Linked DNA regions of Mus musculus: region 1 is linked to region 2. Evidence: chromatin contacts called from ENCODE Hi-C or POLR2A ChIA-PET data. All regions are on one chromosome and are shown on one strand. Each heading gives the region's core, a stretch centred on a gene start or an enhancer-like site at or near the end of the contact. The rest is flanking DNA. Distances are from core to core; before and after follow the strand shown.

The links. A loop is a pair of places that touch in the nucleus more often than their neighbours do. ChIA-PET counts read pairs that join two places held with the same protein, here RNA polymerase II (POLR2A).
Region 1: a map of heart shows a loop between it and region 2 (3-fold over the local background). The contact joins the promoter of Fam178b here to the enhancer-like site in region 2. A Hi-C loop is called at or near these places in 6 of 37 maps with a recorded cell type or tissue (gastrocnemius, heart and regulatory T cell). POLR2A ChIA-PET finds 5 or more read pairs at or near these places in 1 of 5 experiments (embryonic stem cell).

What each region holds. Positions count from the first base shown.
Region 1 is chr1:36,678,657-36,684,855 of GRCm38, forward strand. Fam178b (family with sequence similarity 178, member B) reads right to left here and starts at 4,491. Exons shown (of 16, transcript NM_001372417.1): 1 at 4,212-4,491.
Region 2 is chr1:36,630,976-36,636,504 of GRCm38, forward strand. Fam178b (family with sequence similarity 178, member B) reads right to left here. Exons shown (of 16, transcript NM_001372417.1): 6 at 4,192-4,297; 7 at 1,445-1,529. Among named protein-coding and RNA genes, the nearest start is that of Fam178b, 49 kb to the right of the region's middle. Within about 2 kb of position 4,151, at least 2 of the 3 ENCODE cell types and tissues checked have a DNase peak (open chromatin) inside an H3K27ac peak, as active enhancers do; they include gastrocnemius, where a contact is called at or near this core.

The sequences.
Region 1 (6,199 bases), core at 3,241-5,740, 48 kb after region 2:
CTATCTATAAATATTACATATATAAATATTATATTACATCTATCTATCTATATAATTTTTTGAGATAGCATTTCTCTGTATAGCTTTGTCTGTCCTGGAACTCACTCTGTAGACCAGGCTGGCCTCCCATTCAGAGATCTGCCTGCCTCTGCCTTCTCTGGGCATGTGCCACCACACACAGCTTCAACATACATTTTAACTCTTTCGTGCCCGACTGCCCTTTCCTCAGCATCATACATATATGGAACTCATGCATGTTGCTGCGTGAAGCACTGGCTCACCACATGGCATTTTATCACAGGAACACCTCACAGCTCACTGAGCCACTGCAATGCCCTTCCTCCATCCAGAGCACCGAAAGCCCCTCTCTCTACTGCTGAAATTCTCAAATGTCTCTTTGGGGGCACAAGCACTTATTTATTTCTATCCCCAATTCACCAGGTCATACAAGATTTTGATGTTATGGTACCATAAAAGGCACTTGCAAAACCTTCTCATCTCACATGTATACGTTTTTTAATCCCTCCCTCCCTCCTTCCTTCCTTCTTGTTTTTTTGAAACAAGAGTTTCTTCATGCAGCCCTGGCTGTCTTGGAATCCACTCTTAGACCAGACTGGCCTCGAACTCACAGAGATCTCTACCCACCTGGGTAGGTAGGTGCCTCCCAAGAGCTGGGATGAAAGACATGCACCACCACACCCAGCCCTTGACCTATTTTTTATTTGGAATTAATTCCAGACTTGACTCAAGTTCCATTTAATAGAAAGATTTAGCCAGTCATCAAAATTCCCCAAACGTCCACATTTTTTGTACATGTTCTATCGGTACTTTCTTTAGTCTCGATGTACACACATGTACACATGGCTGCTACTTTTGCTAACATAGACTTTGCCAGCCAGGAGTAGTGGCGCACACCTTTAATCCTAGCACCTGGGAGGCAGAGGCAGGTTGATCTCTGAATTTGAGGCCAGCCTGGTCTACAGAGTGAGTCCCAGGACAGCCAGGGCGACACAGAGAAATCCTGCCTGGAAAAACAAAAGGACAGACTTTGCCTCCGTGCCTTCTTTCTGCTGCGGCCTCCTGAGTGTTGGGGTCCGGGGTCTGCCACCACACCTGACTTAAATACCTCATTTTCACACTGTTTGAGCTCTGGTGAGTCAGCCTGGACCTGGGTTACCAGTCAGGGTCTGTGTGGGGCCGTGTGTGCTGAGACCCAGGCTGTATGCTCTGAGCAGCCCTCTGAGCACCTTGTCGGAAGGCACATACACAGTGCCCATTTGTCCTGGTACAGCTGTTACTAACTTCAGTCACTGGCCAAAGTGGACCAGGATGCTCTGTGCTGCCGCTCCACAGTTTTCTTATAACTATCAGTTCTTCCAGGAAGATGCCCCAAGGCAATATAAACATCCCATTTCCTGCCATACTTTCTTTCCCCAGTTTCAGCATCCACTGACGATCCTTGCCGGGAAAGATTTTCATTGCTGTGCTTGAAAACTAGTTTTGTTTATTTTTTAAAAATAACTTTTAGTACTTTGAAGAAATCAAACTCAAAAACAGAAGATCAAATAATATCTACAAGTAAAACATACCCAGGGCTGGCAGGGCTCAGGAAGAGAGCATGCTTGCTGCGGAGCTTGAGCTCAGCTGGATCGGAGGAAACCTACCCTTGGAAGGAGAGAACTGGCTCCCAGACTTTGTTCTCTGACCTCCACAGACACACTATGGTACAATATACATGACCTCTACATATACATTTCTATGCCCACAAATATACATACACATGCAAAATAGGTAACTGAAAAGCAAAAGAAAATTAAAATGACACCCCAAAGTCATTCTCAAAGATAAAAAAGCAAAGCTGGCCCTGATGCCACATGCCTCAACCCAGTACGGGGGGGGGGGGGGGGGAGGCAGATGGATCTTTGTGAGTTTGAGGCCAGCCTGGTCTACATATCTACACATCGAGTTCTAGGACAGCAGGGGCTACATAAAAAAGACCCTGTTCAAACAAAACAAAGCATAAAGAGATGAAAAAGCAAAACCAGCCACCTGGTGTGGGGGTGACAGTAGTTGTGACTTCATCTGAGAGCCAGGGAGATCCCAGAGGTGGGAAGGGCGACGTCCGTACACACCATGGCCATGTTAGCTATGATTTACATGCTAAAAGAATCTAATTTTAGAAGAAGCTAAAAAGTCATCCATGAGTGGTCCCAGCAGGAGTCAAATCCACAGAACACAAGGCCTTCTGGGGTCTAGTGTGTGTTTTCTCTCAAGACAGAGACCAGGGTGATGACCCTTAGCCTTAGGCTTGGTCCATGCCCATCTGTTTAAACATACCACCGGCCACAGACAACCCGTGCTGCTGACTGGTACCTCTGATATCCTGCAGCTTCATTAGTGAACCTCACTGGGAGCACAATCGTTAAGCCAGCTTACAATACAGTAGTAAGTAGGCCAAATCCCCAAAGCTCATCTGGCACGCTCACTTAGAAACAAAAGAAACAGGGCTGGAGCAATGGCGCAGTAGTAAAGAGCTCCAGCGCTCCTCAGAGGACCTGTGTTCCATTCCTATCATCCGCATCAGACAGCTCATAACTGACTGCTTACAATTCTGGGTTCAAGGGGCCTGCTACCCTCTTCTGGCCTCTGTGGGTACCTGCCAGTATATGTACATAACCCCTGACACCGCCCCCCCCCCTCTCTCACACACTCACACACACACACACACACACACACACACACACACACACACACACACACACGGTGGCATGGGAGGGAAAGATCATGTCCAGGTGAGCTCCGAGTACTAATAACTCATAAAGTAGCTGCAGCAGCAGAAGTCTGAGACCCAAGGACTGGGACTGCTGCTTGCTGGGCAGCTAAGTTTGGCTGCTTTAAATACCTTTCACTCCAAGGCATTTCTCTATCCACAAAAGAACATGTACACACACACACATTATACATGCCTATTTTCAGAACCTATCCTTTGGCTCACATTTCTTGACTACATAAACATTTCCAAAGAAGTCAGTCCAAGGATCTTGGAATCCAGTCTGATAGCAGCTCACTCTTTCTCCCTGAGTCTCCAAATCAGAAACCTAAAATCACTCAATCAACAACGCAGCTGACAGAGATGCTAATGATTTCAAGGACACCGGTGACTTTCAAGCTGCTAAGACAAGATGACAAAGGGAAGGCAATTATGGGACCCAAGTTCAGCGCTGTCTCCATGTGAATAAACACACATCTTAGAATCAGAAAGAGGAGTTGTTAGGTGTCCAGGCTAGAACACAGGAGATGAAGGTCTAACAGAGAGGCCTCAGGTCCCCTGGTTAGTGTGCACCATGGCCAGCAGGAGGGCCAACATGGCCAGCAGGAGGGCCACCATGCTCTCCCGAGTTAGTGCTTTTCCCAAATCACACATAGCCAAGACTCTCTCCACTCTCCATCTCGGTCTCATGGTGTGCTTTCAACACGTGACCTCCCACCTTTCTATCTTTCTTTTTTCTTGGCTTTATGGAAACGAAAATAAGAACAGATCCTTGGAAAATAAGAATATACTATTTTCTATACTAAATATAGAAACTCCAAAGCGCTTTGAGCATCAATGTCCAAACAGTCATGATGAACGTGGAAAATTATAGCTGCCTCGAGTTCCCTAATACTGCTGCAGCAATATGCTTTGCTCCCAGGAGCATGCTCTATGTCTTCTTTTAAACAAATATTTATTGGCTAGGGATGCTAGCGAGGGCAGTGGCAGGGAGGCCCCAGCTCACAAGCTGAAAGACTTGAAGATCGGAGTGTCATTCTCTAAGAAAAATTAAGCAGACCCCAGCGTTGTAAAACTCTTACATCTATCAAACTAAGCATAAGCCGGGTCTGAGAACAGCCGATGGTTCCGGAAAGACAACAACTCATTTTTATGCCCCGGGAAACATTAAGAAACAAAACAGGACAGGCCACACCACCCCAAAAAGAAACCATCACGCCAGGCCTTGGCGTACAGCATGCTCGGCAGAACAGGGCTGTGGGATTCTGTTCATGTGGGCTGACCTGACAACATGGAGGGGTGGGTGGGGCTTGGCCTACCAGTGAGGGCTAACCCTGAGCCAGATGCAGGAAAACAGAAGGATGCAGGCAACCGCGCTAACATGGCCTCCCAGGCCCGGATCACTCACGGGTGAGGAAATTGTGGTCCCGGAGGAACTTACCGGTAAAAGGCAGCTTTTGGTCCTACCCCGCGGGCTGTGATGGAGGCCTACTCATGGGAGCCCTGGACTCAAGAACCTGAAGAGCAGCCACAGGAAGCCGTGGCACGGGAAGGAACCTCCGAGGCAGCCTCAGAAGATGGGGCACAAGAAGCTGGAGCAGGAGACCACGGTGGTGGGGGGCCAGGTCAGCAGGGACAGTCGAGAGGAGGGACCTTCTCGGGGGCCCAACCGAGCCTGCCAGGCCTAGCGCACTCACCGTTAGGGCAGGCTGTGACCTCTCACGTGCTCCTCCCCACCCCGTCACGTGGCAACCCCCTACGCGCCCTCGGGTCGCGTGGCAACCCCTCCACGTGCGCGCGCCCGGATCACCCCGCGCCACTCAGCTTCTGAATTTCAGCCAGCCTTGGGTTTTCCAGATGCGGATGCGGAGGGCTTGCTTGTGGCCCAAGATCAAAGGGAAGGCAAGGAGATTTGAACTCGGGATGCGCAGTTTAACGTTCAGCGGTCTAACGACGGGACTTTTCCAAAGTCGAGGCGCCGCAGTTAGTGGTGCATAGCTCTACGCCTTTCGCTGTTGAATGTTGGCCACGAGCTGCTTTGAGAACCTGTTCTGGGCGTTCTTCTGTGTGAGTATGCAAGCGTGAAGGAGAGGCAGCTTAAGGGATGTCAACCCTGCGGATTGACAGCCAACACTGGTTGAGCCCTGGCCCAATAACTAACATTGAGAGAGGCCACTTATATGCGTCATTTTGATTTAGCCTCAGCCAGACCTGTCTTCCATGAAAATCTGTGCCCTACACACTTGAGGAACCAGTACTTAATTAGGCATTACTTGTAGCTAATTAATGATCTGTTGGCCCTGTTCTCCAGGCAAGAGGGCAGTAGAGCTGAATTTTGCCAGCCCGACTCTGGAATTTTAGCAAATTCTGTCTCTGGAGGGAGCCCTTCTTTGGTGACCAGGATGGTATGGGCAGGATCACAGCTGTCCTAGTATGCTGGAGGAGTCTTCCTCTTTTCTTTTAATGGTCTAGTCAATTCATCCGACTTCCAGTTGCAACAAGCATTTTTACTTTTAATTTCATTAATTGTTTTTGAGACAGGTAGTCACTGTGTACCACAGGCTGACCTCAAACTCCAATTAAAATATCTGATTCTCCTGCCTCAGCCTTATGAAGAGCTGGGTTTACTCAAGGAATCAGCCCGGTCCTCTCTGAACTCCTTACTGTTCTTTGGAAAGCGCAGGCCATCTTAAATGTTTGGGCGGGTTTCTATTAAAGAGCACCATTTGAAAGTTTAATAGAAAGGCACGGAGCCAAGCCCAACCAAATGAGAACACAAAGGATAACTCAGTGGATAAACTGTTTCCAGAAACGGAACCGCGCGTTAGCTGTCTGCAGCCCGCTAGAGGGTGCTGGTAACCTGACCAGTTTCCAGATAAGAAACAGGCTCTAGGGCCACCTGCTGGGCCCAGAGCTACTGTATAGGCTTCTGAGAGCCCAGCTTGACCCTGGGGCTGTTTCTACTGGCCCGTCTTTCCCCGTAAGGGATTCCATTCTGTTTAGGGACTCCCCGTGTTTTGTGTCTTTAGGACATTTGAATTCATCCAAGGGATTCTGGAAAGAGTGGAAACGGTAGTTTGTTAAGCCGGACTGCTTCATACCCTGGAGGCCTGCTGACTCTTTCTCCTCTTAGAATCTGCTTCCTTGGATTTTATTCCAGGGTAACCACATGTATGTGTGAGACTACTAAGTTATGAGTCAAAATTAATCCCTTTCTTTTTCTCCTCCCTCTCTCTGCCCAGGCTGATCTGGAACTCACTACATAGTCTTGAACTCACTGCAAGTCTCCTTCCCCAGCCTCCTTATTTATTTATTAGTCTTCATATACCCCAGAAGAGGGCGTCAGCGCTCATTACAGGTAGTTGTGAGGGCACCATGTGGTTGCTGGGATTTGAACTCAGGACCTTTGGAAAAGCAGTCAGTGCTCTT
Region 2 (5,529 bases), core at 2,901-5,400:
CAGTTCTATGAATTCCCCTTCATGTAAAATAGAGGCATCTCCTTTTGTTAGTGTTTTATTCTAGTCAACACAAGGTTTCCAGGGTTCATCTGTATCTCAGCCTGTGTTAAAATTGCCTTCCTTTTCATGACCTAGCCATGTTCCATCACATGTCTATTCTGTCCAACCTAAGTATGTATGTCGTATTCTGTGATCTACCTGTCAGGCATGTAGGCTGCTTCCTGCACCTTTTGTCTGCTATGCACAATGCTACAGTGAACACAGGTGTACTGTGCTCTGCTTTAGTTAGTTCTTTTGTGGATCAGGCCTGACTTCCTCCTAATCAGTAGGGATCCTGACCTCAGACAGGTAATTCTCTAGGCCAGGCTTGTGGGGACAGGACCCCAGGCTGGGTTCTTAAGGAGCCAAAGCTGAGAATCCAGAACCTGGGAGCTACTTTGTATTCCTCCTGATTGGGCTGTAGGAGAGGAGAGTGAAGGAGACACATGCCACAGCATGGAGAGGGGTGGACAAGGAAAGCCTCTGTTTCCAAAAGGGCAGGCATGCTGCAGAGGCGGCCCCAGGGCTACAAAGGGCAGTGCAGGCCACAGGGGCAGAGGTTACAAAAAGGGAGAAGACGCTTGGACCGGTGGCTTGTCAGGAGCCCTTAGTGAGGGGCCCATAGGGGTGACTGGAATGCTCTGACTTGACAGATGGCCCCAGTTTGGCAACCCCTGAAGCAGAGGAACACAATGCAGACACTCAAAGCACAGGGGGCTCTGGCATACCAGGGGCTATAACCTTGGCCCTGGGAGCTGTGTGTTTGCGTGCTTTGGGGTAGAGGGTTATGGCTGGGCCAAGGTGGAGTCCAGTCCTCTGAGAATCCCTTTCATTGCCAACCCTAAGCAACCTCCAACTGCTTACATATTATTTTTTGGTGCCAAAGTGTCTGGGTTCAGGTAGCAAACGATGACAGCTGGGGAAGGTACAGCCACTAGCAGGACATGCAATGCTTCTCTGGAATGCTGAGCAAGGGACAGACCCGAGGCTGTCACTCAGGGGACCGACATGAGTGCATGAGGGTGGAGGGGCTGCTCTTGAAGCCCCTTACTGATGGTGCCAGCCCAAATGCTACTCTGACACACTATGGCTCTCCTTTCTGGGTCCCTGGTAGAACCCAGATGACAAACTGTCCCTTTTGAACCAAAGCCTGCCTGGGGCAGAACTCACCTTCCTGGACGTACAGGGATCCCAGGAGGCCATGAAGTCAGCCTGGACTCAGTCATTGAGAACTGGACTTCAGGCTGGCGAAGGTGCCAAGGAGCCAGTTGGCTCAGCTTGTCACTAACACTGGAGACAGAGCCAAAGATGTGTGGCCTGATGTCTGTAGCACAGGTGATGCAGTGTCCCACAGCATGCGGCTGGGGCTGTGGGTACAGGCTCCAGAGTGCATCTGGGCACTTACCAGGCTGACGGAACAGTCCATCTATACTGAGATCCCAGAGGAGGCCAAAAGCTCTTGAAGATGTTTCTGGAGGCCATGTTAACAACTAGGGACAAAAAGAAAAGACACCTATTTATCTAGTTTGTTTGAAAACAGGGTTTCTCTGTGTAGTTCTGGCTATCCTGGAACTCACTCTGTAGACCTGGGTAGCCTTGAACTCACAGCAATTCACATGCTCTAAAAATTTTTTTATTACAAGTAATGGTAGCAACACTTCATATATACAATTTATGTATGTATGTATGTATGTATGTATGTATGTATGTATGTATGTATGTTTTGGTTCTTTGAGACAGGATCTCTTTTAGCCAAGCCACTGAATAGGTAAGGATGACCTTGAACTCCTGTCCACCCCCACAACCCCCTCCCAAGGTGGGGATTCTAGGTTTGAAGCACCAGGAACAGCTTCATACATGTGTTAAACAGGACTCATCTTAATGCTTCCAAGTCACTAGGGTGAAGGATACAGTCATGATTGTTGTTTTACAGAAGTCAAGACTCCCTGACCCCTGCCCAGGGCCACACAGCTGGAGGCTAAGTGGGACTCTATACCTAGACTTTGATCATCCAGGCTGTGCCTGGCTCTAGCTGTGGCCCTCTCTAGGCCAGCACTGGGGTCAAGAGCTCATCCTCTAGGCTCAGCTAGGATGACTCCCATAGTCTCCTGTTTCCGGAACATGTCCCCACCCCACTCTCCACCCACTACCATACACAATGTGGAGACTGTTGGAGTCTGATGGCAATGAATCACTTGCTCAGAATGGGCTGTTCACCTGGTGTGTGCAGCATGCCTACAAGAGGCCCTGGAGTAAGGAAGAGGCAAGCCCAGGGCCACTAAGTCCCAGTGACAATAGGACCAATGGAGTGTCAACTGAACAGAGGTGGTAAGATCTAATGGTCACTCCTCATTTAGAATGGACCCCAAGTGGGCTGGACAACATGTGACTTGCCTAATCTAGCTGCTTTGCCTGGACCAGGTTAGTTAGTCTCCCATTCAGAAGTCCAGTGGGGCCTGGTTTTACCTGGCCATGCTCCTGGGGAGGAAAAAGAATTCTGCCTTGAGTGGCCACCCTCCCCATCCCTGGTTCTCTTCCTGCCTGAGGCCTAGCCATTTCTGACTTCCCAGTGAGGATCCCTTGCAGTGGCTTTAGGGAGACCCTAGTGCTTTTCTGTCCTCAGTAGCCTGACAGAGCAGCAGTACATGTGTTCTTGCTGCTGCTGTTCCTTGCCCAGGTCCTGAGCAGAGCTAGGGATCTGGGGGGAGGGGACAGATTTAAGGAACAGACAGGCTGTAGGACTTTTTCGTTTAACCCACACTGGACTGTCGGCTCCACCATACAGAGCTGATGCCCAGGACTTGGCCAAAGCAACACAGAAGTCAAAGTGGCAGAGGCTGAGCTTGTACCTGGGGCTAGGCCTAAACTCTGCTCCCCTTGTGTACCTGCCTGGTCCAATGGACACTGCACAGGAGCTAGGGGAGACCTCTCCATGCACTCCATGGCCTGGGTTTCAGACTCTAGTGGAGACTGAGCCACAAGAAGGGAGGGCACTTCTCTCCTGTCAGGGTCATACAAGGATCCTCTGTGGGCGATGTCTGAGAGGGGTTCTTTGTGCCTCCCAACGGCCAATTGTGCATTTTGTCATATTCTGTGGAAGGAGCAGAGAGAGACTGCACTGCGGGTGTAGAATAAAAGCTTGACTGTTCCTGGCTCCTACTCGCCCTGCAGGCCCAATCTCCCCACCCCAGGATCTGGGGGAGGGGCCGAGGGGACAGCTATGTACAAGGGTTTCAGGGGCACAGTGTCCTTCCCCTCCAGGACAAAAGCACCACAAAGGTCCTGAGAGGTCCAGAATGAGCTCTACCTGGAAGGCCAAGCCTAAGAAGTGTCTAAACAATTTGCCTGGCATGCTAGCCCTGATTGACAGCTGGGCTCCAGGCCCCAACTGCAGCTCTGGTACCAGCTGGAACTTGTGACCAGTATCCCCAGACAGGGACAGGCCTAGGCAGGGGCCAAGGCAAGGCAGATGCAGGACATTTGGATGGAAGCATTAGGTCCTGGGCTGTCTGCTAGCCTCTCACCTACCAAACGTTTGTATTCTCAAGCAGAAGGTGTGTTGCCTCGAGGCAAAATGTTCCTCCAGGGAGGAACCTGGGGCAGAGGGAGCAGCTGGTAGTCGATTTTCCAGACCACCTACAGCTTCATAGAGAGCAGCAAACCCTTAAACTCCACTGAGTCTATAGCAATGAACTCATGAGCCCCAACCTCCACTGCTGCTCCCCTTCCAACTGTGCTCCCGAGATGATCCATTCATGACTGTGACAGCAAGAAAAGCGATGGTGCTCATGACGGACTCTCTGGCTGAATAGAATGCACCCAGTCACTCAGTTCTAAGCCTACTAGGAACACCAGGCATCCCAGGAAAGCCACACCCCTTACCCAGTGGTCACCCAGTAGAGAGAGTCTGGGGGTTGCTGAACAGACACTTCCAGGCAGTCTCCATTTCTGGGCTAACCAGGCTCCTGAACCTCCCGGACTTTGGCACATCTAGCATTATGGTGATCAATCCCTGCCAGCCCTCCACCATCCTCTGTATCAGAAGCATCCAAGGCAAGAAGACCGAGGACCCAGCCAAACAGACCCTGGAGCCTGCCTGGGCTGTAGGGCTGCTTTATTCCTGCCACCTAGCGGCAGGCCTGTGCTTCTCACCTGGAACAGCCACTGCAGCAGAGGCTGAGGGCAGTCAGCAGCATGCAGGTAGAGGTTGCTCAGGAGGCCATTGTGTAGGAAGGAGAGCTGCTCGGGCAGCGAGGACCTGTGGGGTCAGAGCAATTAGGTTAGGTTAGCAATTGTAGCCTCTCTCAGCAGAGGCCTCTAACCAGTAGGGCTCAAAGGCCTTGCTGGAGTCACCTCTGCTTCAAGAGGAAGCCAGGAAGCATACAGGTACACATTAAGGACAAAGATACTTTTAGAATTCTTGGCATGAAGTATCATGGGAAAGAGAAAACTAATCATGACATCATCTGAATAGTTTGTTGTCTCCAAAGCTGCTCACAAACCACCTCTGGTGCTATACTGACTAGTATTTTTGACCTTGTTACATGACAAAGAGAAACCAAGGTAAGGACCCTGGCCAGGTAAGAGAAACAAGGGTTAGGGCATCTGTGCCTGAGGCTCCTTCTGGGGCTCCAGCTGCAAGGGGTGGACAGGATTACCCACGGGCACCTGCGTCTCTGGGTCCAGTTACAAAGTGTTTCCGCCTCATCTTGTGTTTTTCTGACACAGAGGGGACACCTGAGAGGATGGGAAAATAACAGAAAGAGGCCTAGAAATGGGGCATCTCAGAAGGAAATACGCAGGAAGGAGTCCATGAAGGTTCTTTCACTGTGCCGGCTGCACCCATCCCAGGAGTGCATGTGTGTGCTCAGGACAGTAACATGGCTTTAAACAGAACCTGTGTGTGCAGTCCTGCATCCTGTCAGAACAGGCTGCTGGCAGGGACATTAGCTGTGGCAGGTCACCCTGACCTGTAGGACAACCTCCCCACCCCCACTCTTGAGGGGTTAGCTATATGGTGTAGTGTGTGTAGCTTTGGAGGCTATGTTGGACTCTGTAACCTTCTGAATTCCTGATCATTTGAAACTGTGTGGGGTAGGGTGCTCCACCCTTTCAGCATTTCATGCTTTCTCTCTAGAGAATAGCCCAAAGATGGCCAACTTGGATTCCAGAAAATGAAACCATGAATACTCAGACAGCATCCTATGTCCCAATCCTTGTTGGCTAGCCCTCTCTGCTCTACTCCTTCTCTGAAAAGGACATCACACTGCCATCTGCCAGCAACAGAATGCTCCAAAACCAAGATTCCTCCTGAGCCAAGCTGCTGTCTCTCTGAGCCTGTCCAGGCCATTCACAAATTATATATATAATTTAAAGTCATTTAAATTTGGAAGAGAAAGAGACATTGTGCCTGTGTTCACAATGGGTTAACTACTGTGAAACAGACTTTCCTGTGTGTGCACGGATCCCACCCGTTCTGTTCCAGGTACC